2 separate regions of the Homo sapiens genome follow, and region 1 is linked to region 2. Evidence: chromatin loops called from intact Hi-C (ENCODE). Cell type or tissue: PC-3. All regions are shown on one strand. Each heading gives the region's core, and the rest is flanking DNA. Links, peaks and the distances in the headings are about the cores only. Region 1 overlaps SMURF1 (SMAD specific E3 ubiquitin protein ligase 1). Region 2 overlaps MYH16 (myosin heavy chain 16).

Region 1 (5,384 bases), core at 304-5,303, 210 kb before region 2:
GAAAGGAATGTCCCATCCCCGGCCTGGGCAACATGGCAAAATCCCATCTCTACAAAAAAATACAGAAATTAGCTGGGTGCAGTGGTGTGTGCCTGTAGTCCCAGCTACTCAGGAGGCTGAGGTGGGAGGATCACTTGAGCCCAGGAGCTCGAGGCTGTAGTGAGCTATGATTGCACCACTGCACTCCAGCATGGGTGATAGAACAAGACCCTGTCTCAAAAAGAACAACAACAAAAAAGAATGTTCCATTCATGTAACATGCAGTTTCTACTAATTTTAAAACTGAGCTACAGTGTTCCTGGCTCATATTTGGAGCAGAGATTTAAACAGCAAAAAAATACCCTACCAGAGACATGCACAATTAAATTTCAAACTGAAACACAATAAATAGATTTAATTTATTGCCCAATGTGTAATCACTTTTCGTAAATGGAGGTGGGAATTCCACATCTAAAGGTCTAGACATTTTAATCTCACCCTCAAGGGAAAAAAATGATACACACGGCCGGGCATGGTGGCTCACGCCTGTAATCCCAGCACTTCGGGAGGCCGAGGCAGGCGGATCGCCTGAGGTCAGGAGTTGGAAACCAGCCTGGCCACTGTAGTGAAACCCCATCTCTACTGAAAACACAAAAATTAGCCAGGCGTGGTGGTGTGCGCCTGTAAGCTATTGGGAAGGCTGAGGCAGGAGAATCATTTGAACAGGGAGGCGGAGGTTGCAGTGAGCCGAGATTGTGCCATTGCACTCCAGCCTGGGCGACAGAGCACGACCACGTCTCAAAAAAAAAAAAAAAGATACATACAAAACAAGGGAATAATTTCATTTTTCTTATTTTGCATTTCCATGTCTAGGCACATTCAAAGACTTTTAATGTGATATTATGATGCACATTTGAAATTTTCAAAGACAAGGCATTGTATATTGGCTACCCTTTTATATGGGCATACTAGGATTACACATTTTGATTCCACTTAAATTTGTACTATATATAAAAGATAGGTAAAATAGGATCCTATACATAGTAACATGGAATTTTTATATTTTTATACATTCTAAAATCTCCCTAATATTATGATGAAATTATTTCAATATTTTGTTGTTCTTTGTACATATTAATATCCTACGCATCTGTCTCTAAAGAGTTTTGAAAGAGAATTTATCCACTCAATAGTTAAAATGGTTAAAATGGCAAATTTTATAATGTGTATTTTGCCAAATTTACAAAATGAATAACTGAATATACCCAAAACCACTGATATTTACACTTTAAAGGGGCAAATTATATGGTATGTGAATTCTATCTTAATATAGCTGTTTAAAAAAACTTACAGAGCCCTCTTCCAGAAAAGCTGCCTTGTCAACACTTTGATTACTCATTATGTGAAAATACAAATATTGTTGATTCTGTGTCAAACGGATGATTCAGAAGAGATGGACACTGACTGTGAAGAAATGTTAAGAATTCCTTAATCTATTTTTCTTATACTTTTAAATTATGTATATACAAGAATAACACATGCAAAAAATCTATACTTAAATAAGTGGCTCTTTCAATGTTATAAGTAAAGGTTATAGATAATTAGAAAGCATCAACATTATTTGATTCATAGCATTTTTTCTCTTTTGGTGGTGCACGTAATTGTAAATCTTACAACTGCATTTTTTTGGTTTTTTTGTTTTTTTGTTTTTGAGACACAGTCTCACTCCGTCACCCAGGCTGGAGTACAGCAGTGCGTCTCCAGGGCTCAAGCGATCCTCCCACCTCAGCCTCCCAAGTAGCTGAGACCACAGGTGCGTGCCATCATGCCTGGCTTATTTTTCTATCTTTAGGGGAAATAGGTTCTCACTATGTTGCCCAGGCTGGTTTCAAACTCCTGAGTCAAGCGATCCACCCACCTCAGCCTCCCAAAGTACTGAGATTACACGTATGAGCCACCACACCCGGTTACAATCAATTTTTTTTCTTTTTTGGTGGCACATGTAATTGTACATCTTACAATCAATGTGGTTTCAGATTCTGAGTTGAGACTTAGCAAAAAGGAGGAAGAAATAGAGACATGGAGCTTCTAATCTCTAAACACCTATGTATACACCACTCCCAGCACTGTATACATACGCCTGTGTTCATACACATGTGGCCCTTTTCCTAAGCCTCCTGTGAAATCAAACACATTTTCATTCCAATAAAGCAATTTCTGGAAAGTTATAAAAGACACCGGGGAAAGGTATTTAAAATGAATACCATTTTGCTAATTAACTGTGTTTACTATTACAATTACTAAAATAAATGTACTCCCCTTATGTGACGGTATGACAAAGCAGGAATCTGATGGACATATTATGTCAATTACTCATTTGAATCCATGACTCAGAGTATTTTAAATATACATATGGAAACCAGAGTCTTTTCATAACCAGACTCTACAAACAAGAAATGTGTGCCAAGACGTGACAAACACAATCTTAAAAAGCTTCACAGATTTAAATCTTCCATTTAAAGCACAACTTATTTTATCAATGCTTTTATGTAATCCCCAAAATACAGCAACACTGAGTTTAAAATTCCAAAGATGTTTTCTGGTTTCAATGATGGAAATTGCTTGTCCTGTCTACAATAAACACACACAGTAGGACACAAAACTTCAAAGAGAAAATTCATATATTGATGGAGACAATTTTTGAAATTTTCTTGTCATATATGAAAAGCAATTTGTGATGGATATCTCCGGGCCACAACTTTTTTTTTTTTTTTTTTGAGATGGAGTCTCAGTCTGTCACCCAGGCTAGAATGCAGTGGTGCGATCTCAGCTCACTGCAGCCTCTGCCTCCCGGGTTCAAGCAATTCTCGTGCCTCAGCCTCCCAAGGGATTACATGCGTGCGTCACCACGCCTGGGTAATTTTTGTATTTTTAGTAGAGATGGGGTTTCACAATGTTGGCCAGGCTGGTCTAGAACTCCTGACCTCAAGTGATCCGCCTGCCTCGGCCTCCCAAAGTGCTGCGATTATGGGCATGAACCATGGTGCCCCGCCGGGACACATAACTTTTCAACTGGAAGAAAAGTATTCTAAAACGTTATATTTTTACAATAACTTAAGAATCATTTTGGTCACTATAGAGGTAACATATGCTCATAGAAATCAGAAGAAATAAATAGTAATAAAAGTATCCATGATCTCACTACCCAGCTATAACTGCTATTACTACTTTTTCCTCTAGAGCCTTTCTGTCTTTATCAGGGAAAGGACAGTGAAATGGCTAAGTGCCTGGTTCTGGAGCCTCACTCCCAGGTTGAAACCCCCCTCTTCCACTTACTAACCCACGTGATCTTGGGCAAGAGTCAAAATCTCTATGCATCATCTGTAAAATAGGAATAGTAGTAATACCTACTTGATCGGATTTTTAATGTAATTATCCTGCCCATACGGTTTTGCTACCTGCCACTGTCACTTAATAGAATGTGTGAACGGTTTCCATGTCATTAGATATTCTCACATAAAATGTTTAAGGGCTGCAATTATTCCGATACATGGCTGTTCCATAATGTATTAAGATCCCTAGTGCTAGGCATTTAAACTGCTTCCAATTTTCTGCTATTATACAACAAGCAGTTATATGAGGAGAGTAGGAATGATTGGAAGCTGGGGATCCCACATTACAGTGGCAATGACAGCAATAGGGGCTTCACGCAGACCAGGCTGTTTGCCTATGACCAGGATGCTGGTTTCCTGGTCACCCAAGCTACCTTGCTTCTTGCTTTTTCCCAAGTTTGGTGCCCAGCCACTGGCTCTTCTAGGCGCTCCTAGCAGCCTTCCAATTAATTTTCTTAAGCCTAAATGAGCCAAAGTCAGTTTCTGTTGCCTGTAACCAAAACACCCTTCTGATAGAAAAGATAATCATTCTCTTCTATATATATCCCATTAATTTCAAAATGGACTCAACAAGAACCTGTGATACACACACAGGTGTACACATGCACATGCACGTGAATAAGCTACACAACCAACCTTCACAATCTGCCACATCCCAAGAAGCAGCCAGTGAAACTAGACAGCTACAATGCAAAGCGCAAATTCTCTCTGAAAGAAAGACATTTTTATCACAACGAAAATTCCACTGTGAGAGTCTTCATGCACTTACGAGCTTGAGATGCTATACTTTCACTAATGCAAAATTATATAGAATACATAAGCTACAGAAAGGCTAATCTTTCTCGAAGGAAAAAAAATCAATTACACATTATACCCAAACACAAACACTAAAACAACAACCACTACTACTAATTACTAACAATTACACACTACTCTATACTATATGCCAGGTACTGTTGTAAACCCTTTTCATGTTAATCTTCTAATCTAATTCTTGAAATTAATCTATCATAGGGACTAGTCTTATCCCATGTTATAGGTGAGAAAACTGAGGCATCAGAGAGACTGAGTAGCTTTGCCCAAGATAACACAGCTATTAAAGATTTGAACCCAGGCAATCTAGCTTCAAATCTATGTTCTTTACCACCATATATACTGTTTCTTGATTTTTCTCTTATAATGACAGATTTTTGCATTCTACTCATATATTAAATTTTGGCTGTGTGTGTCACAGAGGGGCCTAAACGGCCAGAGGATATTTATCACACAGTTGGATGAAGACTCTCTATATCGCCTATCCCACTAAGACTACAATTCCAGTCCACAGAGTGACTATCATTCCCCTTCTCCCAACACATTTTGCCAAGTGCTATTCTACTTCCAAGCCTTTGCTCAATCTATTTGCATTACTTAAAATGCCCTCCCAATCCGTCATCCCTTTGCCTATTTCCAACCAATCATGCCAGGCCAAGTTCACATGCCACATCCTACACAAACCTTCCTCAAATCCCTCCAGCTGGAATCAATCTGCCTCTCTCCATACTTCTGTGATTCTCTTCACCATTCCATCTTTCCCTTCCCAATGTAAAATTCTACAAAGCAGGGACTACATCTGGTCAATTCTCCCTTTTTATTTGATATCCTCTATAGTACAGAAAAAGGTTATTGCCAAAAGTAGTTGTTCAATCAACAACTACTGAAGTTAAGAACATTGGGGTGTTAAAGCCTTCTCTGCCAAAATGCAACCCCAAGGAGGCAAACTGGAAAATATCAAAGATTGAGAAAAATTCACCCTATCATGAAACTACTATAAGCCCCCCTGTAAACCTATATCTAAAAACCTATCATTAAGATACACTGTGGTTTGTGAAATTTCAGCATTTATTCCAGTAGGTCCTTTTATGGTCTGAATGTGCACACTGTGTGAAATGAAGGAGGAAATTTTTTGGGAAACTATTTAAAATATTTGGTAAATACTGGGAACACAAGGTCACATGAACTACAAGGAAAAGG
Region 2 (5,384 bases), core at 156-5,155:
GTAGATGGGCTCAGAGAGCTGCAGCGCGGTGGGGGATGAAGCTAGCAGGGTAGGGTAGGCAGGGGTGAGGCTGTGAATGGCTCTACTGGGTGCAAGTATTCCATAAACTCCATAAGGAAACCTTACTAATTTTAAAAATCCATTTGTGGGATGAGACATGAAGTAGCTTTTCTTTCTTTGGAAGATGGTCACATCACAATAGCAAAACCCCTTGTGACACATCACAGGCAGGCTCTCAGGGAGAGCTCTGTATCCCAGGGCACTGCACTCTGAGCCCACTCAATGACTTGTATGGGCACATTATGCCCAAAGGTGTCTCTAAACCCTCAAAACCTCATGCAGAACAAGCTAGGTATAACTCAACAGTATCCATTACTAGGAAGGAAGCCTTTGCAGAAGCTTCCTAGGCATCCCAGGGAGCTGTCTTTCCAGCAAGACAGGAGCAAAGATGTCAGAGCTCCCAGCTCTGACCCACATGGACTTGCTCACCTTGCTCACCATCTCTCTTTCTCTCTCTTTCCAGGGTAATACAGATCTCAACTGCAGTCCATTCAGAGGGAGAAAATATGAAAATGGAAAACTGGGTCTGTCCTGAGAATGTTTACTATGCAAAAGAAAGTGCAAGCCAGGAAGAGACAGGTGGTGAAGAATAAAGAGCGCTATGGTGGAAAATGAGCTTGAGAATGTAAAACCCGCCATTAGAGGAATGAAAATGAGTGGGGCTTCTCTGGAACGGCAGTAAGCATTTGGATGACAGTAATGATGGATCTGTTTCAGTTGAGTTCCTACATGGTCATGTCAAGGACGGAATATGTAATGTCTGTGACCCGGCTGTTCTCTACAAAGAATTCCTCATGTTGACAATGTTAATGTCCCAATATAGCTTAAATAAAAGAAACATTAAAAAAATAGACCAACTGGAGCTTCTTTGCTTTCTTAGAGTCTTGCTCTGCGGCTCGGGCTGGAGTGCAGTGGCACAATCATGGCTCACTGCAGCCTTGAACTCCTGGGTACAGGCAATCTTCCTGCCTCTGCCTCCAGTACAGTACAGTAGCAGTACCGACGTGCAGCTATGCCAGGCTTTTATTTTTCTAGAGATGGGTTCTCACTATGTTGCCCTGACAGGTCTTGAATTCTTAGGCTCAAGCAATCCTCCCACCTCAGCATCCCAAAGTGTTGGGATTACAGGCATGAGCCACTACACTAGACTTAGAGCTTGTTTTTAAATGGAGAAATTTTCTTTTCCTAAGACTTATCCAAAGGCAATTTTTACCACTGCCATATAAAAAAATTTTGTTGCATCCCTATATACTAATTCACAGGCTTGCTTCTACTGGAAACCATGAAAACAATACAGTCTTGGTGAAGTTCTTTCCAAATTTTGAAAGTCTGTATCAGAGAAATGAAAACAAACTAGGTTTCTTAAAGCCAAGAAAGTTACGGAATCTCCGGAGCAGGTCAAGTCCATCCAAGCTAATGCTCCACATGGCCCCTGCACGTTCCACCTCATCTCCCAGGATGTCCAGACACCAGTGGGTCAGCTCCGTGAGGGCAGGCAGTTAGCTGTTTTGTTCACTACTATATCCTCAGCAACTAGAGACTACCAGGGCTGAAGTGTGCACATAGTAAACACATATAGAGTAAATGAAAGAATGAGCTGCCTCCCAGGGTAGTGTCCTTCCTGACATTGCCAGAAAGTTCTTCCTTCAATCCAGATGAGACCTGCCCCCCGGTGGCATCTGCATGCTGACCTGCTATTTCTTTCTTTTTTTAATTTTTTTGAGACAGTCTCACTCTGTCACCCAGGCTGGAGTGCAATGGCGCGATCTCGGCTCACTGCAACCTCCGCCTCCCGGGTTCAAGCGGTTCTCCTGCCTCAGCCCCCCAAGTAGCTGGGATTACAGGCATGCACCACCATGCCTGGCTAATTTTTGTATTTTTAGTAGAAACGGGGTTTCACCATGTTGGCCAGGCTGAACTCAAACTCCCGACCTCAGGTGATTCCCCCACCTCAGCCACCCAAAGTGCTGGGATTACAGGCATGAGCCACTGGCCCCGGCCGCTGACCTGGTGTTTCTACCCAAAGCCCTACAGAACAACCTTCATGGAAATCAGTTCTCAAAATAGGTCCCTACAATTTTTCTCTTCTTTAGGCTGAACATTCCTGAGTCTGTCAACCCTCCCTCCCGTGGCAGGGTTTCCGTTGTGATCTTCTAATACTCCTCGACCCTTTCCTTTCCTTGCCCTCCTAGTCTTTGGAGAGCTGTGGTGGGGGCAGCGCCATGAGGGAGGGCTCCCTGCCAGTTCCCAGCCCTCAGAACACACTGGCTCTCTGGGAATGGCGTGTCTTCCAGCATTCTGACCTCTCTCCAATCTGTTGGCAGGCAGAAATCACTGTCTGGGGTGGTGGAGAGAGGAACACTACTTCTTTGGTGGGTCCCTCTCCACCTTCACAAAAGGGCACATCACCCCTGTGATAGTTCTGAACTTGGCACTCTCGGCTGGGCAAGGTGGTTCATTCCTGTGATTCCAGAACTTTGGGGGGCCGAGGCAGGAGGATCACTTGAGGCCAGGAATTCAAGACCAACCTGGGCAACATATTGAGACCCTGTCTCTACAAAAAATGTAAAAATTAGCCAACCATGGTGGTGCACGCCTGTAGTCCCGGTTACTTGGGAGCCTGAAGGAGGATCACTTGAGCCCGGGAGGTCGAGGCTGCAGTGAGCTCTGATGGCATCACTGCACTCCAGCCTAGGTGACAAAGCGAGACCCTATCTCAAAAAAATAAACAACTGGGCGTTCTCTAGTCGGAGCCCTGGAGGGAACTTTGGTTCCTTCTATGCAATTGGACCAAATGTGATAACACTGCCCTCTGGTGGCAGGGTCTCTAACTGCTGCGTGTGGATTTCCCGGGAGACACCAAATCACAGAATCTTAGAATTGTGTATTACAAAATTCTAGGGCTGGAAGGGGCATTTAAAGGGCATCTAGACCAATTCTGAAGCAGCTGGGGATTCCCCCCCATAATATCCCTGAAAGAAATGATAATCCAACTTCTACGTGAACCTTCCCAGTGAAAAAAGGCAGCCCATTCCAGTTTTTAGTTTTGTTTTGAGACAAAACAAAACCAAAACCAGGGTCTTACTCTGTTGCCCAGACTGGAGTGCAGTGGTGTGATAGCTCACTGCAGCCTCAATCTCCCAGGTTCAAGGGACCCTCCCATCTCAGCCTCCTAAGTAACTTGGACTACAGGTGCACACCACCACACCCAGCTGATTTTTTTTGTTTTTTGTAGAGATGGGGTCTCACTATGTTGCCCAGACTAGCTTTTAACTCCTGGGCTCATGTGATTCTCCCACCTTGGCATCCCAAAGTGCTGGGATTACAGGTGTGAGCCATTGTGCCCGGCCCCATTCCAGTTTTGACTAATGATCATGGTCAAAAAGTCCCACTTAATATTGAATGAGAATGTATGTCCCTGCATTTTGCCCTTACTTTGCTCCAGCCTTCACCTCTATAATCACATAAGTCAAATCTGTACCCTCTGAAGTCAGACAGATACAGGTTCCACTTTCCCGGCAGTGTGACTTTGCAATTAGACACTTGCCCAGTTTCTCCTAGCATTCCGTAGGACTTCAACACTTGTCCTCCGGCTAGGGATTTGTCATGAAAAGGTCAACCTTGAGTTATGGTTGAATCAAAGGCTAAAAGGGAACCTGTCAGCTATTATAAGGGACTCTTCTTTCCACTTCTTCCTGAGCCCTGGCTTAGGCTAATAAAAAATGTGTTCTGTAGCTTTGCAGTAATACTTCCATAAAACTTCCCTCTACAGATGTTTTTTGTTTGTTTTTGTTTTTTTGAGATGGAGTTTTGCTCTTGTTGCCCAGGCTGGAGTACAATGGCACAATCTCAGCTCACTGCAACCTCCACCTCCCAGGTCCAAGTGATTCTCAAGCCTCAGCCTCCCAAGTAGCTGGGATTACAGGCGCCCACCACCACACCTGGCTAATTTTTGTATTTTTAGTAGAGATTTTTAGAGAGATTTAGTTTCACCATGTTGCCCAGGCTGGTCTTGAACTCCTGATCTCAGGTGACACGCCCGCCTCGGCCTCCCAAAGCGGTGGGATTACAGGTGTGAGCCACTGTGCCTGGCCTACAGATGTTTTTAAAAACCAACTTTAAATATGGCAGCAATAAAGTAACCAGACTAAAGGGAGAAATGCATTATGGGAATTAGGTCTGGTGATCAGAAAGGCTCCCGTAGGAGTAGGTACAGGGTGCTACAGGAGAGGCACTCGGCCCAGTCTTGGAGGATAAAGGAATGTGTCTGGAAGAAGTCATGTCTCTGCTGAAGCTTAAGGTGAGTAGGAGTTAGGCATCCAGGGGAGAGAGGGCTTGTGGGAAGAAGAGTGGGAGAGCAGGAGGAGGTAGGTAGGGTGTGTCAGCTAAGAGTGTGCTTGGCTGCAGGTGGCAGCACACTGAGCCAACAATGGCATACGTGGCAGAGACATTTAACAATCTCACACACACACACACCCCACCCCGCCCCGGCAGATGGTTTCAGAATGAGTGCGGTGTGAAAGCGCCAGGTCTCCACCTTTCCATCCTGCAGCATCCTTGGGCCTGTCAAGGTGATTGCCAACAGCGTTAGGCATCATATCTTCCCCTGCCATGTTTAAGCTAGTAAAAAGATAAGGGCTGGGTGCTGTGGTTCATGCTTGTAATCCCAGCACTTTGGGAGGCTGAGGCGGGCGGATCATGAGGTCAGGAGATCAAGACCATCCTGGCTAATGCGGTGAAACCCCGTCACTACTAAAAATACAAAAAACTAGCCAGGCATGGTGGCGGGTGTCTGTAGTCCCAACTACTCAGGAGGCTGAGGCAGGAGAATGGCATGAACCGAGGAGGCGGAGCTTGCAGTGAGCGGAGAACTTACCATCTCTTTTTTTTTTTTTTTTTTTTTTTTGAGACGGAGTCTCCCTCTGTGCCCAGGCTGGAGTGCAGTGGCACGATCTCGGCTCACTGCAACCTCCACCTCCCGGGTTCACGCCATTCTCCTGCCTCAGCCCCGCCGAGTAGCTGGGACTACAGGCGCCCGCCACCACACCCGGCTAATTTTTTTGTATTTTTAGTAGAGACGGGGTTTCACCGTGTTAGCCAGGATGGTCTCGATCTCCTGACCTTGTGATCCGCCTGCCTCGGCCTCCAAAGTGCTGGGATTACAGGCGTGAGCCACCGTGCCCGGCCTGAACTTGCCATCCTTTTATCAAGGAGTACATTTTTTTCCAGAAGCTCCCCATGAAACGAACTTGTGAGTGTTGATTGGCAGAAATTGATGGCACACGGCCATCCCAAAACCAATTAGTGGCAAGTGGGAATGGGCT

The links. Hi-C counts contacts between places; a loop is a spot of excess contacts. Peaks named below come from ENCODE experiments on the same cell type or tissue, not always from the same donor. Only the 100,000 strongest peaks of a DNase experiment are listed, where the experiment ranks them.
Region 1: a loop joins it to region 2, with 5 times the contacts of the local background. A loop is called at or near these places in 3 of 110 quality-filtered maps.

Annotation. Positions count from the first base shown.
Region 1 is chr7:99,101,155-99,106,538 of GRCh38, forward strand. All of the region lies in intron 1 of SMURF1 (SMAD specific E3 ubiquitin protein ligase 1), which reads right to left. Among named protein-coding and RNA genes, the nearest start is that of SMURF1, 40 kb to the right of the region's middle. RefSeq lists an enhancer at 1,368-2,567. In PC-3, for the core only: no CTCF peak of the experiment used is centred there; a DNase peak (open chromatin) is centred at 2,407; H3K4me3 peaks cover 1,207 bases; H3K27ac peaks cover 2,665 bases.
Region 2 is chr7:99,310,216-99,315,599 of GRCh38, forward strand. MYH16 (myosin heavy chain 16) reads left to right here. Exons shown (of 24, transcript NM_001431356.1): 24 at 524-909. All of the region lies in intron 2 of LOC105375421 (a long non-coding RNA gene), which reads right to left. Among named protein-coding and RNA genes, the nearest start is that of ARPC1A, 13 kb to the right of the region's middle. RefSeq lists silencers at 4,388-4,477, 4,508-4,587. In PC-3, for the core only: CTCF peaks have their summits at 1,725 (motif pointing left) and 2,873 (motif pointing left); DNase peaks (open chromatin) are centred at 2,856 and 4,486; H3K27ac peaks cover 535 bases.